Regions from separate parts of the Homo sapiens genome. Here region 1 is linked to region 2. The links are chromatin loops, found by intact Hi-C in ENCODE. Cell type or tissue: IMR-90. All regions are shown on one strand. Each heading gives the region's core, and the rest is flanking DNA. Links, peaks and the distances in the headings are about the cores only. Region 1 has its middle 15 kb from the start of PRDM8. Region 2 overlaps LINC01088 (long intergenic non-protein coding RNA 1088).

The links. Peaks named below come from ENCODE experiments on the same cell type or tissue, not always from the same donor. Only the 100,000 strongest peaks of a DNase experiment are listed, where the experiment ranks them.
Region 1: it touches region 2 in a loop (10-fold over the local background); 34 of 110 quality-filtered maps call a loop at or near these places.

Annotation. Positions count from the first base shown.
Region 1 is chr4:80,207,917-80,217,445 of GRCh38, reverse strand. No RefSeq gene overlaps it. Among named protein-coding and RNA genes, the nearest start is that of PRDM8, 15 kb to the right of the region's middle. In IMR-90, for the core only: no CTCF peak of the experiment used is centred there; DNase peaks (open chromatin) are centred at 3,825 and 4,125; H3K27ac peaks cover 812 bases.
Region 2 is chr4:79,037,387-79,046,915 of GRCh38, reverse strand. The region is part of intron 2 of LINC01088 (long intergenic non-protein coding RNA 1088); the gene reads right to left. Among named protein-coding and RNA genes, the nearest start is that of LINC01088, 70 kb to the right of the region's middle. In IMR-90, for the core only: a CTCF peak has its summit at 4,644 (motif pointing left); no DNase peak of the experiment used is centred there.

The sequences.
Region 1 (9,529 bases), core at 2,703-5,202, 1.2 Mb before region 2:
TATATATATATATATATATATAAATGTATATAAATTGCTGAAGCTACCTACCTGAATAATTTGAAGACAATATATAAAAGGCTGGTGCCACGGATAATGAAAGTGATGTGAGGCAGCTACACAAGCTGACAGGAGAAAGAGTATTTCACATTATAAATGGAAACTTTTACTTCTCAAACTAGTTGAATCTGATGACCATATAATTTGTATAGAAAATGCAGTTGAGAGAAGCAGTTAAAATATTCTAACAAGGCGGGTAGTTTCCAGCTTCACATTTGGGACTTCATTCCAAATTTATTTTTCCAAACTTTATTCAGAATAAATGTAAACTGAAAAATTAACCTTTTTTTGTCTTTTTCGTTTTCTTTTCTTTTTGTGTGTGTGTGTGGTGATAGGATAGAAGGAAAAAGTGAGAAAAGTTACTAGAAATATTATAATTAGCCTCCCTGTGTGTCTTATCTCTGGACAAAGCCTCAAACAGAAGTTTGATATCAATTTTTTTCTAAGTACTCTATTTTATTAATGATCATGTATTATAATATGCAGTTTCTCACAACTAATTATTTAAAAGTTGAGTGCTGATAGCAAACTTCCTCTCGGTAGTATTTCAAGACACCTACTAATTTACCATGCTTCCTTATTTTTATTAGACTTATTGACATTTTCACATTAAGTTCATTCTGTTTGAAAGGGAAGTCTTTTGGTGACACTTCTAAATACTGTACAGAAGGAAATTGTATCCAACAATTGGAGCAAGAACAATTTGATAACTTAAGCTCCTTGCGTTATACCATCTGAAATAAAATCTTTTCAGAGGTCCTGCACATCATATGGTTAACTAATTAAGGATTGTGACATTCTTGGGACATACCAAGGGCAACTAAAAGGGAAGTATCTTTAAACTCCCCTTTCCTTTCCTGGCCTATAGAAAGAAAGGCTCTTATAGAATTACCAGTAGTTAATATCATCCTGTGTATTTGTTAAAGGTCAACAAGAGTAAATCAGTTAATAACAACTTCCTAAAAGTTTAGGACAGGAAACAATAAACGATGTTATACTCAAATAAAAGTTGCAAGGATAATTTAGCTGGATAGAGTGTAATTGCTGAAGTTAAAATTAGCCAGGTCACCTTACTCTCATGGAAAAAAAAACTCTGGAAACCTGGCAACCAAATAAATAGATAGGAAGTTCCTTCCCATTAATAAACTTCTTTTAGTTCTATGCTGAAATGTTATTTCAAGGACACACACCAAATAATTCACCAATACTACTTTCTAAACCAAGTTTGGTCACTCACCTAACTATTACAGAGACCTAAAACATAATAAATATAAGTGTATATTATAACTACTTAATCTAATTATATTAGAATTGAAAATATTTTATAAATTACATAGTGTAACCCCATTGTTTTAAATGAGGAAACAGGTCCAGAGAAGTGACTTACCAATGTTTGGTCAGCTATGTTTACATTGGCTGTTTACCATACTACTGACATTCTGTGGGTGGTAAATATTTTTCAGAATTACCTGTAAGTGTTTTTAGCATTCTAGCTCAATGTTTTTGAGAAAGACTATGTTCAACTTTATTGCTCAATATATATAGCAGCAGCGTATACCTTTAAGTGATTGCTAAATATATAACTCAAAAGTTAAAAGTGATTTAGCAGCTAAACAGGAAAGACATCTTTTAAATAACAAAGCATAATTACACACTATCAAAAACCATTTAAAAACATTGCTTGTACTAACCATTCTGTGGTTTAAAACTTGAATTACAAGAAGATGATTCCGCCTGTCTTCCACTAGGTGGCAATATATCTTTTTCTTTAATAGTTTGTTCTTTCCCGGGCTCTGATTTTAAATGGATCTCTAGTATTTTTACTTTGAATAGATACGATGAAAGTTAAGATTGAGGAAACCTTAAGGAAGACACTTAAGAAATTGGGATATACGAGGGGAATAGACAGGGTGGTTTTATAAAAACCTGGCATCAAAACTAAAATAACAGATTCTGCTTCATATATGTTCATAATTAAAATTTACATTATATCTTACCAGATAACGTTAAACATTTGGTAGTTGTTTGTTGATTTAATTGAAATTGGGTTTGCTATTCATTATTGGTAGTGAAAAGCACTGAAATTATTTCTAGTCCTGCTCTTTCTTAATCCTTTTATTTAAAACATCATCCTCAAGGTTAGATCATGATATTTTAAAAGGCATTACTTATTTCCATAACCTGTTTTCAATCATGACTTTGGGGGAAAAAACTACAAAATCACTTATTTTTGTATAGTTAAGCCTTTAATTTAGTGTATTTATGTCGATACTTAGAGATATGTTGTTTCTGAACTAATTAGACGAACATTATTTTCTTCAAAGTAAGATAGGTTTCAGTGAACTATTTGACTAGTGTATTAGTTTCTCAGGGCTGCCATAACAAAATACCACATATTGGGTGACTTAAACAACAGAAATTCATTTCCTCACAATTCCGGAGGCTAGAAGGCCAAGAACAAAGTGTTGACAGGTTTGGTTTCTTCCGTGGTCTCTCTCCTTGGCTTGCAAATGGTCACCTTCTTACTGTATCCTCACATAGTCGCCCCTCTGTCTGTGTTATCTGTGTCCTAATCTACCCTTCATATAAGGACATCAGCCCTATTGGATTAGGACCCAACCAATAACTTAATTTTAAAGGCCCTAAATCCAAATACAGTCACATTCCAAGGTGTTGGGCGTTAAGACCTCAACATATGAACTTGGGTGAGGGGAGGGGCATAATTCAGCTCATAATAACTAGCAAGTCTGCATACACAGCATACTCCACATTTATAACCGACGTATTGTGATATAGAACCAAGAATGCTAGGTTGGAAGTTGTAATTCAAAAGCTGAGAAAAGTTCTTATAGATTATTTAATCCACTGATTCTTGACCCTTGATGCACAAAGATTTTTTTGAGGCACTAGCAATGCCCTGACAAAATACCCAGATATTATGATGAATTAATTTGGAGAGGGACCAGTCACTAGTATATTTTTAATACTTTCTAAATGTTTCTAATAGGACCACAATGAATAATCATTGATTTAGACAAATATTTCCCAGACGTGGTTAGAGAATCATCCAGAGGGTTTATTAAAATGCAAATCACAGGCCAGGTGCAGTGTGGCTCTTTCCTGTAATTCCCAGAACTTCTGGAGGCCAAGGCCGGAAGATTGCTTGAAACCAGGAGTTCAAGACCAGCCTAGGTAACAAAGCAAGACCCCATCTATACAAATTTAAAATAAAATTATCCAGGCACAGTGACATGCACTTGTAGTCCCAGCTACTCGGGAGGCTGAGACAGAGGACTGCCTGAGCCCAGGAGTTGGAGGCTGCAGTGAGCTATGATCACACCATTGCCCTCTAGCCCAGGTGACAGAGTGAGTCCCTATTAAAAAAAAAAAAAAATCAGTATCCTAGCCACTGCTGCCCTCATTCTGAATCTCCAGAAATTAGAGCCAAGCCTATTTACCACTCTCCCTAGTAATTATTACAAATTCTGAAGTCTGAGAATCTCTGATCTCATCTAACTCTCTCATTTACAGATGAGAAGACTGGAGTTTAGAGAAGTTAGTTCATTCAAGGTTACACAGCTGGAGAATGGTGGAGGCAGAATGAGAATAAATGTTTAATCTGACTTCTAATCTAATTTCTTAGCAGGATTCTTTGTGCTTATAAGCAACTGTGTGGACTTTAGACTTTATTTAGCAACTGTGTAGCCGTGGCCCCAGAATTAGAGGGCACCTACTCTTTCTTTCAGGCATGTGCTGACACATCTAGAAGGCAGGATCATCACAGCTATGTTTATATAAGGGTTGCATTCCAAGAGCCCTTATTGTGTTTGGAAATAATAAGCAACATCAGAACTGATGGGTGATTGTGAATACTGCATTATACCTGGTGCTCCTTTGGCCCCACCTCCTCAGACTCAGGCCTGAGTCCTAGGTGAATGGACACTGCAGTAGAAAGTTAAGTGACGTGAAGTGAATGGAAGAGTCTGTTTCCCTAGTACCAAAAGTTTCTGCAGCAAGAGTCAGTGGCGTCTGAATCACTTGAGGCCTAGAGTCACTCACCATCAGAAAGTGGCAGCCTCCGTGCAGTCATCAGCTGGCAGAGAAGCAGCAGTAGTTGACTAGCAGGCTGGAGTTGAGAGCAAAATGTTAGCTCAAGAGTTTTCAATTCTGCTGTTATTATTCATTTGAAAAACATAGCTTCAGACAGCTCTTGGGAGCTTGATGTCAGAGCCTGAATTGGTGAGGTTCGTGAACACACACATACAAATAAGTTGTGAAACAATTTTAGAAAATGAATGTGTAAAAATCCAAAAAATTCCCAGCACTTTGGGAGGCTAAGGCAGGTGGATAAGCTGAGGTCAGGAGTTCAAGACCAGCCTGGCCAACACGGTGAAACCCCGTCTCTACTAAAAATACAAAAAATTAGCCCAGCGTTTTGGCGGGCGCCTGTAATTCCAGCTACTTGGGAGGCTGAGGCAGGAGAATCGCTTGAACCCGGGAGGTGGAGGTTGCAGTAAGCTGAGTTTGCACCATTGCACTCCAGCCTGGGCAACAAGAGTGAACCTCCATCCCAAAAAAAAAAAAAAATCCAAAAAATAAAAAGCAAATTCCTCAGAGGGTGATGGTAGATGCACACTATATTTTCCATAAAGATTTAGCTTAAACATTTTCTTGAATAGGTACTTGCTCATGCAATTACATTTTTCTTGTTCTTACTAATGACCCTAACTTGAGTGGGCAAGGAGGAGTAAAATGTGAAAATCAATCTGAAACAAAGATAGAACATAAATGAAGTTTTTTTAAAAGTCTGTATTTACAACAACATAATTCAATTTACTGTCCATATTTCTGGAACATAGCTATTTTCTAGACTGATGTACTCCTACATTTTAATTTAAGTCATCATAGGGCTAGTTCTAACCTCTCTTCGGTGTTTCAAAAGTGAGGATCAAGAGCCACCTACTCTAAAATCATCTGGTGCTGGTTGCTGAAAATGCAAGATTCTAGGTCCCACATAAGATTCATCAAATCTCTGAGGGTGCCTATGGGAAACTGCATTTTTAACAGCTACCTTGGTGATTTAGAAAGGTCTCTCCCTGTGTGATCTAACTCTACAGTGTCCTATGGATAGTATTACTTTTTCTTTCCTTGTGAGCTCTTATTATCTATGGTTTATAATAAAATTTTCTGAGGATGGAAGGATTGGGGGAAATTATCTTCTTTTTGAGCCTTTTCTTATGGAGTCAATAACATGGGGAAGTCATTGCCAGAGGTCCCCTCTTTTTAGCATCCTTATCTGATTTTCTATTTGGCCATGTGCCTGGGTCTTCGAGCAGGCTGCTGTAAAGAGCCAGTATGACAGGCACTCAGAAATTGTACATTAAACTTTAAATTTCTTCTCCTGAAATGTATTCAAAGGAAAGCCCCCATCCCAGAGAAGAGAGTAACTTGTGAATATATATATATATATATATATATATATATATATATATCTGAAATATATATATGAGAAATATATATATCTAAAATTCCAAGTTTCTATTTCTGAGTTGTTATAAATAAATGTATTTTGAATATTTAAAGGATTTAAGAAATTCAAATGTGAGCTGCTGGCAATCATATAACTTGATGAGACTTGTTTTACCATGCTATTAGCTTTACTATGCTTGGAATTAGATTTTTGAATGTTAGGTTTCCTAAATATCTCCCTGGCTTTAAGTTTAGGCATGTTTGGAGGTTTAATAAATACTTTCAGATGCAGCCTCAAAGTCAAATACCTCTGATTTGGAAGGAGTTTTAGGCATTATTACCCTGGTGGAGAAGTACCTCTGCATATCGATCCTTCATCTTTACTTAGACTGCTCCAAAATTAGAAATTAAGCTTTAAAAAGCAAATGGAGAAGCAAATACCTTCATGTAAATTCAGACTTTTTTTTTTTTTTTTTTTTGCTGTTTATTCACACAGGTGGCAATTTTGGATACTACCTCTTTGTTGGAGGGGATAGAACTCAGGGAAATCTAAGAGAGCCTAAAGGTAAGAGACGATTGAAAATGGGAGGTTCTGAGATGGAATTTAGGGAGCAGATCGAATGTCCCTGAAAATAAGCTTCATGGCATTCACCATTTATCCACCTAGCCCTGCTAAAGCAAATAGTTAAACTAGCACTGTCTACAAAAGCATTTTAATGAAAAAGTCAATTTACTCCTTCCTGAAGGCTAACTCTTATCTTTCTAGGAAGGACCTTGCAGGAATATTTCCTTTATTTTCTTTCCTCCTCCTTCGCTTAGCCCTGACGCTGGACCTCTTAGCCTAAAGAAGAACTGAACACTATGGATACTAAAATTTTTCTAATTACATGATTTGCATCCATTTGGGGGCTGGGTGTCACTGTTTGGCTCTGTTTGTCTTTCTCAAAGACCCAGTGAAATTTTGCCAGAGTGTAAAACAGGACTTTATTCATTTGTTTGAGAGAGAAAAAAGTCATCAATTGCTTAAAAAAAAAAAAAGTTTCACACTTCACAAAAAAATAACAAAACACAGAAAAAGTGGCACAGGCAATAGTATAACACCAACACACCCACCCAGAGATGAATCCTCAGAGAAAAGTGCAATCATGGTATGCCTGTCCAGATTTTAATCCTCGAAGCAGGTGTGCACAAGAGATCTTAGTCAACGGTGGGACTGATTTATGGATTTCTACTCTGAAACCCACAGTAAGGCTCTTCTCCAAAGAAAATGCCAAAAAAAAAAAAAAAACAGTATGAGAGGAATTTGGAATTGGTGGCTGGACATTTGTGGGAAAAGAAGTAAAGGGACAAAAAGTTAGATAAATTAATCCCATGATTATTTTTCTTCCCAATTTCTCTCTTCCTTCTTTCCATCCTTCCTTCCTTTTCTTTACTCCGTCCCTCTTCTCTTCTCCTTCCTTCCTTCCTTCCTCCCTCCCTCCCTCCCTCCCTTCCTTCCTTGTTTATTTTTTACTTAAAGAATTTATTCTCTAAATAATTTGGGAAAACAAGATATTGTATGCATTCTTCAAGTCTCTATGTTTTAGCAGCATTAGAGTTCTTTATGATTTTTTAAGTCATGCATTATTTTTAAAGATCCATTTAAAAACAGGAAAAAGCTTGAGCTGGAGTGAGGGATCCGTTTTGATCTGTAGAGGGAACATTGTCTTCATTAAGCACTGAGCACAGTGTAGCTTTCTAAGTAAGGTGCAATTTGTTACATAGTAACTAGGAAAAGGGATAAGCTTCTCTCCTGCATTGTAACCATACTTTCTACAGCATGGCAAATTATATCTAGAACTCCTCTTATAGCCTTTTCCATCCTTAGCATTAGGCTGACTTACAATTTTTAAGCACTAGGAACACGCTGTATTTATAATTTAAGATTATTACAGCTAAGCCAACTAAAATATATATATATAGTTATATACACATAACTGTGTATATATATATATATATATATATAGTTTTATGTGGGGTGCATGTGTGTGTGGAGTGTGTGTGTGTGTGTGTGTGTGTGTATATATATATATCATGAATGAACCTATAGGCTTACATGATATTATGTATCAAACATTTTTTCAGTGACTCTCCTGTAAGCTTGAGGCACAGAGTAAAATCCTGAGTAATTACATAAACAACCACAAAATCAAACCAGCGATTACTCCCACCTCTGGTTAAAAATGAGAAAAGATCATTAAAGTAAGTCAAGGTCACAAAAGATTTCTTATAGAGGTATGAGAGCATTTTGACTACCTGAGAAAGATAAGTTGAGGCTAAAAGCATATCTCTTTTACCAACATGGGAGTCAATCATATTCAATAGTACAAAAAGCTGCTACATGTAGAATTATATTTGCTTTTCAAGACACCGCTATGTGATAAGCCCACAGGTGGTATTATTCACATGTTCAAGTAAAGGAAACTAAGATAAATAAATGGAAAGGCCACAAAATTTGGAACCGGTTTCCTGACATAAGAGTCACTATTTTTTCATTACATTATCACATTCTCATCTTTCTGTTTCAGAGTGACAACCGTACTAACTACACAATGCTGAAACATGATGGAGTGGGATTCTCAGTAGCCCTTGGGTAGGCTGTGAGAATTAAAGCAAGTAAACACATGAAAAGCACTTAGAATAACGCCTGCCAGTTATGTGCCTGTGTGTGGATTAAAATGTTTATGTATGTCTGTATATATAAATATGTGTATCAGTTTGTAATATATACTTACATATTTGAACACATATGCACATGCCTGCACATATGCATAGATTTATATTCTAATGCTCACACACAACTTGAAAAGAGATAAGCAAATAATAATGAGCATAACCAGGTTAGCTATTCAAACAGAACACCTGTACCAGACCTCTAATCCTAAAGATTAAAATAAAAGAATTAAATTTTTTTCAGTTTCTTTATTCACTAGGCCTGGAGAATACAGGTTTCTAAAACGTTCTAAGTTCCATATCTAAAGTGGGAAAAGCAGAGGTTGCCTTAGGAATATGATTCATGAAGCAGAGGCAAAGAGCTCCGCAGCTGCTGCCCAGCCAGTTTACAAAGCTAGAAGGCAATCATTCAGGCCCACCAGCCTGAGGCATATGTTACTGCCTCAACGTTCTGGGCCTTCTGTCAAATAAAATGCATTTGGAGGAGGAAAAGGGAGTGAGAAGGCCCACCTTCTCACCCCAATCCCAGTTTAGCTCTTGGGCAGGCTAAATTTTCTACACCCCTTTGAGGTCATATTTCACCTTCAGGAAAAAAATGAAATTTCCAAGCTGGGAGAAACTGTTCAGGAGGCAGCTGGGGGTGTGTGTGTGTGTGTGTGTGTGTTGCGGGGGACAGTGTATGTGTGGTCTGGTGTGTGTGGTTGTGTGTGTATGTGTGTAGTGTGTGGTGTATGTACTGTGTGTGTGCTGTGTGTGTGGTATGTGTGTTGCATATGTGTGGTGTGTATGTGTGGTGTGCATGTGTGGTGTGTTGTGTCTGTACGTGTGATGTGATGTGTGGTGTGTGTGGTGCGTGTGTGGTGTGCGTATGTGGTGTGTGTGTATGTGTGTGGCATGGTGTGTATGTGTGGTGGTGTGGTGTGTGTGGTATGTGTATATGTGTGGTGTGGTGTGGTGTGGTGTGTGTAGTATGTGTGGTGTGTATATGTGGTGAGTGTGGGGTGTGTGGTGTGGGGTGTATGGTATGGTGTGGTATGTGTGGTGTGTGCATGTGGTGTGTGTGTGGTGTGGGTATGTGATGTGTGTGTGGTGTGTGTGTGTGTGGTGTGTGTGTGTGGTGTGTGTGTGGTGTGTGTGGTGTGGAGTGTGTGGTGTGTGGAGTGTGTGCGTGGTGTGTATGTGGTGTATGTGGTGTGTGTGGTGTGGAGTGTGTGGCGTGTGGAGTGTGTGGGTGGTGTATGTGGTGTGTTTGTGTGGGTGTGTGGTGTGTGGTGTGTGTGGTGTGTGG
Region 2 (9,529 bases), core at 3,142-5,641:
AAGGAGAAAAGGAGGGAGGGTAGGAGGAAGGAAAGGAATCAAGGAAGGAAAAAGAGGAAAGAAGGAAGGAAGGAAGGAAGGGAGGGAGGGAGGGAGGGAGGGAGGGAGGGAGGGAGGGATACTGCCTCTGTAACACAATGGGGAAATTTGAAAAATGTTCTTGAGGAATGAAAGCAAGTCTTTCTGAAAACCAGAACAGGTCTTTTTGGAGAAAAGGAGGAAAGAGGGGTGTTTGATGCCAACTGAACCCACTATGAGAGGAGCTAGGTAGAGGAGAAATGACTGCATTTTTGGTCTGTCTGTGCCAGCTCTCAGGGCCTCCCTTTCATGAATGTATCCATCTGCCCCAGAATCCTAAACATTTCAATCAATACTCCTCTCTGCTTGGAGTTAAGAAGATGTCAAGGAATAAGATACCTGGAAACCTAAAATGCAAGTGTGGTAATGCATGGTCACTTTGCCACAGTGAGTGCGCTCAGCTTCATGCCAAGGAGTGCAGCCTGCCTTCTTGCCAGCAGTCCAGACATTCATCAAACAGACCACACAGCAGAAGCAGCAGGCACAGAAGCAGAAGGGATCTGTCCACCAGAAGAGAAATCTTCCACACATCCATGGGAAAAAAAAATATATACACGATGGGAAGAATAGACTAACGCTGACAGTAGTGGCAGAGTGTTTGTGATGAGATAAAGTAATTGAAACTCAGCAGTAATGCTGACTGGGAACAGAAATAGCGGGGAACAACACATCATTCAGTGTAAACTCAGAGAAGCAGACCACACAAATAACAGAAACATCAGTCATTGTTTTTTGGACTTAGGCAGACCAGGAAATCAAGACCATTAGAAGCTTTAGCACAGATGCCTGAGAGTGCTGAGGTTTGAAGGAGCAGAGGGTTTGTTTTAATTATTTTCTTTTTTCTTTGTTACATTAGGCTCCTTTGGGGTAGCTGCGTCGGGTGTTTTAAAGAGTAGAAACAAAGACTTTATCCATGTGACCCTATTTGGAACCTTTTACATTTATATTGGTGCAGGTGTTTTCAAATAAAGTCTTCCAATAAATTATGACCTTCAACTTCTAGATGAAGTAGTGTTGGTTTTCACTGTGGTAAATATATCAGAATGTTGAGTATAGTACTAAGAATTAATATAGTTATCATTTAGGGAATACTTACTGTGGACCTTTCAGGCATGGTATAAGTGCTTTATGTACATTAATATTCACAAAATCCTGAAGGAAGTGCTGTTACCCCCATTTTACAGAAAATAAAATTGAGACTGACAGAGGTTACAGAACCAGGAAATGGCAGAGTCAGGATTCCACCACAGGTTTGTTGGGCTCCAAAGCCCTTGTTGCCTTCAGAATTGTCATTAGAAATATTAAAATAACTACACTCCAGACAGCAGTCCTGAGGTTTACCCTCAGTGTACCCGTGATTGGGCTGGCACTCATGCTTGCTTGAACCTTCAACCACTGGAACAAGCAGGGGCACCACAACAGTGCGACAGTGGGAGTACTGGAAGGAGCCTTGGACGAGATTTCAGAAGAGCTGGGTTTGGGGCCTGACTAAGTTTCTAATTTTTGATTCCCTTGCACATGTTCTCATGCCTCTGAATCTCGGTTTCTAAATCTCCACAAAATGGTGATAAAGAGACCTACGTTATTAGACTTGACATTGGGTGATTAAATGAAAAATATGATATAAAACGCTCCAGAAATGAATGTTTTAAGCCTATATAGCTACGTGATACTCTTAGATGGTAACTCTCTGGTTTACACTAAAATACTCACCCAAACAGAGGTCAGTGTCTTCCCCTCATCGCTGCTTTCTCTCAGCAGCCACAGGCATTAGATGCTACCATGAGAAACATTCTCCAAATGCTAGAAATTGTGCAGGATGAGCATGAGCAAGATGACCATAAATTGGGTGTAAGCCTAGCCCTGGGAAAAAGACAGAAAAGGAGTTGGAAATTTTTGAAGTGCTCTGCATTATAAAGGACAAAAAGGGATGAATAATTCCCTATTTTCTTAATGCATGTTGCTGGGATTAGCATATAGTGAAGGCAAGAATACTAAATCCTGTTGCCTTCTGACTGCATCATTATACGGAATGTAAACATGCATGTATCTATGAGGTATTCAAAAATGCCCAGGCTTATCAAAATTTCATTTTTGCCTCCAATTTCAAAATTGTGCCCTTTTTTCCTAGAAAGCTGCAAAATCAAGACTCTTACTAGGTCTTGTGGCTTTATATCCCTTGAATTGCATTTAAATGTAGTCTCAAAGTCCCCAGATTTCTACCAACGTAACCAGAATTTTCAAGGATTTAAATTTTTAAATTAGGGATCCTTTTGAAAATCTGTTAAAAGTCATTAATCCTCTCCCCAGATAAAGGCTCATGCACACACATACACACATACACACACAGCTGACTGTACAGGAAGTTGCAGATTCTCTGAAGTCCATCCATGAGCCCTTAAGGATTTATGGGCCCCAAGTTACTCCCAGAGTTCACATGTGCTTCTGCAGATTAAAATACTGCACAATAACGCTTGGCCAGGAGGCAAAGTGGGGATTAAAATCTATTCCCCCATACCACTCATCAAGTCATGTGGTGTCCACACAGAAGGGAGTTTGTTTTCTAATTTGTGCAAAGGTGCCAAATGGCCAACTGTGGTATACTAGGGCCAGCTCACAAGCTGAGTACATTGTGTTGTCTCCTCCCAACTCCATGTTCAGTGACAGTCACAATAGTGGTTTGAAATCAGCCATAGTGGTACTATTAGCACCATGGAAATCAGCAAAACCTGCAAATTAGGGCCACACCCACTAAGAAAGCCAGATGCCGAAGATTCACCAGTACACCACAGCATGTGATATAGTAGGGGCCCTGAGAACTCGTCCTATGTCATAAGAGATTTTCAATAAAAACCTGAAAACACTATTTTTAAACCTACATCCTAATTACCTTTCAGCCTGTCCTAATTGCCTTTAGGTCAAGGGCACGTGGGCCCTGGCTTGTTTTGAGCACAAATTTAATAGTTAACAGATGCTAGAGGAAGTATGCAGAGAGATCTGTGGAAAAATTGATTCCCATTTGATCCCAGATGGGTTTAAAGACAGCATCCACAGCTATCAACCTATGTTTTAAAGCATCTGCAGCACTGATAGCAGTAACTGCCACAAGAACCATTAAAAAAACAAAACAACTAATGGTTGCATATAATTTTTAAGATAGGGATTATGAGGAAGAACTGTGGGGGAAAATAAACGTAAGACTCATTACTCCTTAAGATGGCAAGGAAGAAAAGTCCTACCCATCGCAGGTATAAATTGTTGTGGACTGATATCAGGTGTCTTCTGTAGGCTTTTTGAAGAACAGCTCTTTACAACTGAATTCTATCTTGAGCTAAGCATTCTCTTAGCAAGGAAAAAGAAAAAGTCAGGTCAAACGATTGATTCCATTTCTGAATTACAGAGGGTTATTGATTTTTCATTAAGGTTCCTGTGCTGCCCTCAAGAGCAGGGAAAGAGAAGGGAAAGTAATTCATTGATCAGAGCGGAGGGCCATGTTCATTTATTGGCTTCCTGCCACATCCCATTATTACCGGTTCTAAATGTATATTGAAGCCAGTTTATTTTCATCATAGCCTCCTGTCATCAGAAGTGTCTCCGAGTAACTATTAGTTTAATCATCCTTTTCTCACAATGGTAATGAGTGATAATATCCAACGTGATCCTGGATTCATAGATATTATTCATTGGATTGCAGCGCTGCCCCTCACAAAGCTCTAGTTAAGGGTCTGCTGATGCTTTCATAGTCTAAAAGACATAATAGCTTGAGAATTTTTAAATACATGTATATATTTGAAATAGAAAAACTGTAGTGCTTTCACCATCGTTTTATTTATTTTTTAAAAAAAAATCCTGAAAGATTCACGTTTGTTAACCTGTCAATTACGATAACTTTAGGCAGTGCAAGAAACCCATCCAAATCAGGTATCATAAGTCTACACCAGGACACTGGAAACCAATCCAGAAAATCATAAAGCATGTCCAGAATAAGTCATGTATTCCACTGAGTACACTAATTTTATTTGTGGAAACAATCTTGAATTAGTTTATGCGTCTTGACTTACATTTGAATTTTTATTTTACATATTAGCAAACTGAGGTCCCAAAAGACTGAATGGTGCAGGATCACCCAACAGAGTGGCACCGTGGGGACCAGGACTCATGTTCCCTGGCTTCCCAGTCACTGTTTGTCCCGCAATACCATTCTAATGATCTGTCATCCAATTTCAGGTGATATTTATAATGCATAAAATGAGAAGCTGATATTGACTTTAATATCAAATCCTGGAAATGCTACTAATGCTTTTTCTTTTTCCCCATCTCCAGATAAAAACTACTGCCTGTTAAGTTCTGCCTCACACCTAGGTAAATTAATCAGCTGCCCACATTGTATAATAAGAGTGCCTACTCTTCTGAGTGGATTTTCCCAACACCCTGTGAGAGGCAGGAAGAATTCTCCCATTTCATAGATAATTTGGCCAAGGCTACATGGGAAATAATTTGCAGAGCCTGGACTCAGATTCAGGCCTTCTCAATGATGAGGGCTTTTTCCACTACCCTACAGCTCCCTCTGGTGCTGAAATTAACAGTGGGAACTATTAAAAATGACTATGAAAAACTATTTTAAAGATGTATCCCAGTAAATTGAGCTAGAAAATACAGTAGAATAAAATATCTTATTCAGAGTAGCAATCTATACAAAATGCCTATGAATAACCATGACAAAAATATGTATGGAACTTATCTGACTAAAAATAGACTACTGAAAAAAATGTAAAATAAGATCTGACTAAATGAAGAAACACAAAATACTTAAATATGTCGATTTTTTCCAATGTAACATTTTGGAAGAAGGTAGATAACATTATTCTAAAATTTCTCTGGATGAAAAATCAACACACACACAAAGATATTTTGGAAAAAAAATTAATGAAGGAGCACTCAGTCTATCAAATATAAAAATGAAATTTAAAACCTCAGTATTTGAAACTAGTCAAGAACCTGTGTAAAAATTAACAATTGGAAAACTATTACCTATTTGAAAAAATTAAATTTATCCAATTTAATTTTGAATGCTCATTTTACAAGGTGCACCAAAATGTATTTTAGATAAAGAGTTAAATATTTTGGGTTTTTTAAATACTATAAAATAGGAAGAAAATAAAGATAAATATTTAACTTATGTAACTGTTTTATCAATATAAAACCAGTAGAAAATGAGAAAAAATAGATTTTACTACATTAAAATTTAAAATGTCTATTCAAAACATCACAAACTACAAAAATTAGAGATGCAAATCACACACACATGCAAAAAATGTTCTATCTCACTAGCATTCAAAAACATTGATTAAAATAACATAAAATTTTTATCTACTGAATTAACAAGATTGTTTTAGATAATAATAATCAAGACTCTAGTGAGACAGATGCTATCATACTTTTGATGGGAGAATAAGTATTTCATTATTTTAAAAAATATGATCTTATGCCCCTGAATTTGTATTTCTAGAAATTTAGCCTAAGGAAATGACCAGAGATGTTTTTAAATATAAATGTGTACAGAAATATTATTTATAAGAGCCCAAGAGGGGAAATAATCTAAGTAAAAATAGAGGTACTCTTTTTTTTTTTTTTTGAGACAGAGTCTCACTCTGTTGCCCAGGCTGGAGTGCAGTGGTGAGATCTCAGCTCACTGCAACCTCTGCCTCCCGGGTTCAAGCGATTCTCCTACCTCAGCCTCGTGAGTAGCTGGGATTACAGGCGCCCCCTACCACACCCAGCTAATTTTTGTATTTTTAGTAGAGACAGGGTTTTGCCATTTGGCCAAGCTGGTCTCGAACTCCTAACCTCAGGTGATCCACCCACCTCGGCCTCCCAAAATGCTGGGATTACAGGCGTGAGCCACTGCGCCTGGCCAAAATAGAGGGATTTTTAAATCGGACACAACCATATGATAAAGTAACACAAAAACATAAAAATCATGTTTGTCTGAACTTTTATTTAGGTTTGGGGATGCACATGCAGGTATATTATATAGGTAAATTGTGTGTCATGGGAGCTGGGTGTACAGATTATTTTGGCACCCAGGTAATAAGCATAGTACCAAATAGGTAGTTTTTCAATCCTCACACTCCTCACTCTCTCCAACCTTAAGCAGGCCCCGGTGTCTGTTCTTTGTGTCCATATGTACTCAATGTTTAGCTCCCACTTATAAGTGGGAACATGCAGTATTTTGTTTTCTGTTCTTGTGTTAGTTTGCTTAGGATAATGGCCCCCAGCTCCATCCATGTTGCTGCAAAAGACATGTTCTCATTCTTTTTTATGGCTGCACAGTATTCCATGGTGTGTATATAACACATTTTCTTTATCCAGTCTACCATTGATGGGCATTTAGGTTAATTCTATGTTTTTACTATTGTGAATAATGCTGTAATGAACATATGCATGCATGTGTTTCCATGGCAGAACAATTTATATTCCTTTGGGTATATATTCAGCAATGGGATTACTGTGTCAAATGGTAATTCTGTTTTGAGTTCTTTGAGAAATCACTAAACTGCTTTCCACAATGGCTGAGCTAATTTACATTCCTACCAACAGTATATAAGCATACATTGTTCTCAGCAACCTTGCCAGAATCTGTTGTTTTTTGACTTTTAATAATAGCCACTCTGACTGGTGTGAGATGGCATCTCATTGTGGTTTTGATTTGCATTTCTCTAATGATTAGTGATGTTGAGCATAAAAATCATATTTTGAAGGAAATTTAATAATGTGGGGAAATGCTCATTCATAAAAAGAGAGAGAGAGAGAGAGAAACATTGTGGGACCAAAGTTATAAAGACTGAAATAGCAATGGGAATGACGAGACAGGGATGAATGGGAGAACAATTTAAGATTTAGAGGAATGGGATAGGATCCTGTTACTAAAAGCATGTGTGGAAATAGGGGTGAGCACTGGATTATGCCCAGGATATCTGCTCAGGTTTTGGGTGAGTAGGGGAGGCCATTGCCAAACTAGGTAATACACATGAAAAGGTCGAAACTTGACCTGACTCTCTCCAATATCAATATAAGCAGTCTGCTTAATACCCATCTTTCTTAATCCCATTGGATTTTGGTCCCCACTACCACCACAGGAGCATTTTAGGTATTAGGAAAGCTCACTATGTCTTGCCTCTTTCTGACATAGCAGACCATGCAGTCTACTGACATTGAAATTATGTTCAATGTAAAACTGCAGCTACATGGAGATGCAGAGAGATATCCACGTTATTGCTGCACTGAAAGCTCAAGTTGGGGGTGTTCTAAAAGGTTTAGGAATCAAGAAGAATGTACAAAAGATAAGCTTGCCAAAAACACCAAATAATTACTAAACCTCTACAGCGCACATAGCACTCAACTGGATAGCGAGAGGAGTATAACTATGTGAGAAACTGTGTTTATGCTTCAATAGATTTTGCCAATAAAAGTCTTGAGAATATGAGGAATAGCTTGAAAGAGAGATATATTTTTATAATCTACATAACTTCTTTAATTAAGCAAAATAAGTATATTAATAAGAACTTAGTGTAGTATTTACCAGGTTTAATAGTCAGATTGGATAATCCATGTGCATGTAATTAAAACTAGATCTAGAAAGTGTGTGACAGCTTGTGTGCAGTATCCATGATCATAACCTCCTCCAAATTTCTCCAAATTATAACTAATTTCAATTTAACCATATTGCATAAATTTTACACTTATGACTCAGTGATAATATTAATCCTTCTTCCCCCAAAGAACATATTTGTAGGCTAGAGAATGGTTCCTTTCTGCATACTATTAAGATATTTGGTTCCACTAAGGTTAAAAATTTTTCCATGAAAATTTTGGACTCAAGTATTCCTATAACTGTTCCCTTTTTAAAGTTTCCCTTTCACAGGAATAATAATAGTTCTAATATTGAGGCAGCAAAACTTAGTGAAATGAATTACAGCATGAAAGCTAACCATACCTACATTTCAATCTCAAATCTGCGTTCATGGGCAAGACTTTAACTTCTCTGATGCTCAGTCTCATATCTATTAATAGTGCAAAATTGTACCTTTCCCTAATTTGAGGGAAAAAAATAACTTGCCAGAGTTGCTGTAAGGACTAAAGATATTGTAAATCATCACCATTAAAATAATTTACTATTCTATGTATTTTCTCTCTATCATGTCATTTAATTCCCAGAACAATCCTATTCTTTTCCCCATTTTAAAAATTAGGAAATCAAGGCACAGAAAGGTCAAACAAGTTGGCCAAGGTCATACACCTAGCAGCAGAGCTGAGATTCAAACCTGCATAGTCTGACTCCAGAGACTTGGTGCTCCATCACTACACCAGCCTACTTCATAAGAGCATCCTTCAAATGGAAGTTGTTAGAAATAATAACTATTGTTGCTGTTATTGTAGTTGTTATGACTTGCATCGACAGTGCTGCTTGTCAAAGAGCTCCTTACCAGTTCCTGTTCTCACAAGCAACATTGTTTTATATTTGTTTTCATCTCAGAACCAGAATATCATAAATATGTGTGCATTTGTTAACAGTAACTCCTTAAATGGTTAAAAGTCTTACAAATATAAATCCGGAAGCTATCACACCTTATAGTTCAAGGTAAAAAGGAATGGCTGATGTAAATTATGTCAGTGCACCGTCAACATAAACCATCAGGACACTATATATTACTGAGCAACCTCCACTCTGTACATATATCTTGATACAAGCAATACTTTTGACACCAATCACTTCTCCAGATAAAATACAGTTTGTAGGGGAATAATTTCAGCAGTACATAAAATGGCACTGTCCCACAAAAGAAACATTTATTTTCATACAAAAAATATATGTTTACAGTGTTGAGTAATACAGTCACCAAACACAAAATAAATGCAGTTCTTTACTTCTCCCCAAATTGCTATATTTTGTCTCATTTTTCCAACCTAAATAATAATTTCTTACCCACAACAGAAAGTGATTGTTGAGATTCAGTCCTTATCAAATATTTAGATAACTAAATATTTCCTCTATGCTCTTTTTTATTTTGGGATTCAGGAGAATTTCTTCAGCAAAGTAAAACATCATTCTAAACAATACATGTGATGCTACTTGTTAACAACAGAAAAACTATTTCAGTATATAGCACATACCTCTCCCCCACTCACCTTATCTCACAAGTCTTGCATTGATAACGGGTATCTACTATCTGTTGTCTTATCTAAAAAGGCGTTTTCATGATCACTGCATTTAACATATTCTGTGGCCAACATTAAGGTTGTTGTGTTTTTATCTAGTATAACACTCAGCACGTGGCATATTTCAGACTTCTAAGAATGCCACACACCATAAAGGCATAGATTATTACCATCCAACTACAACCAAGAGAAAACACCTGGTGGTACGAATCAGAAAATGGCTTTCAAAAAT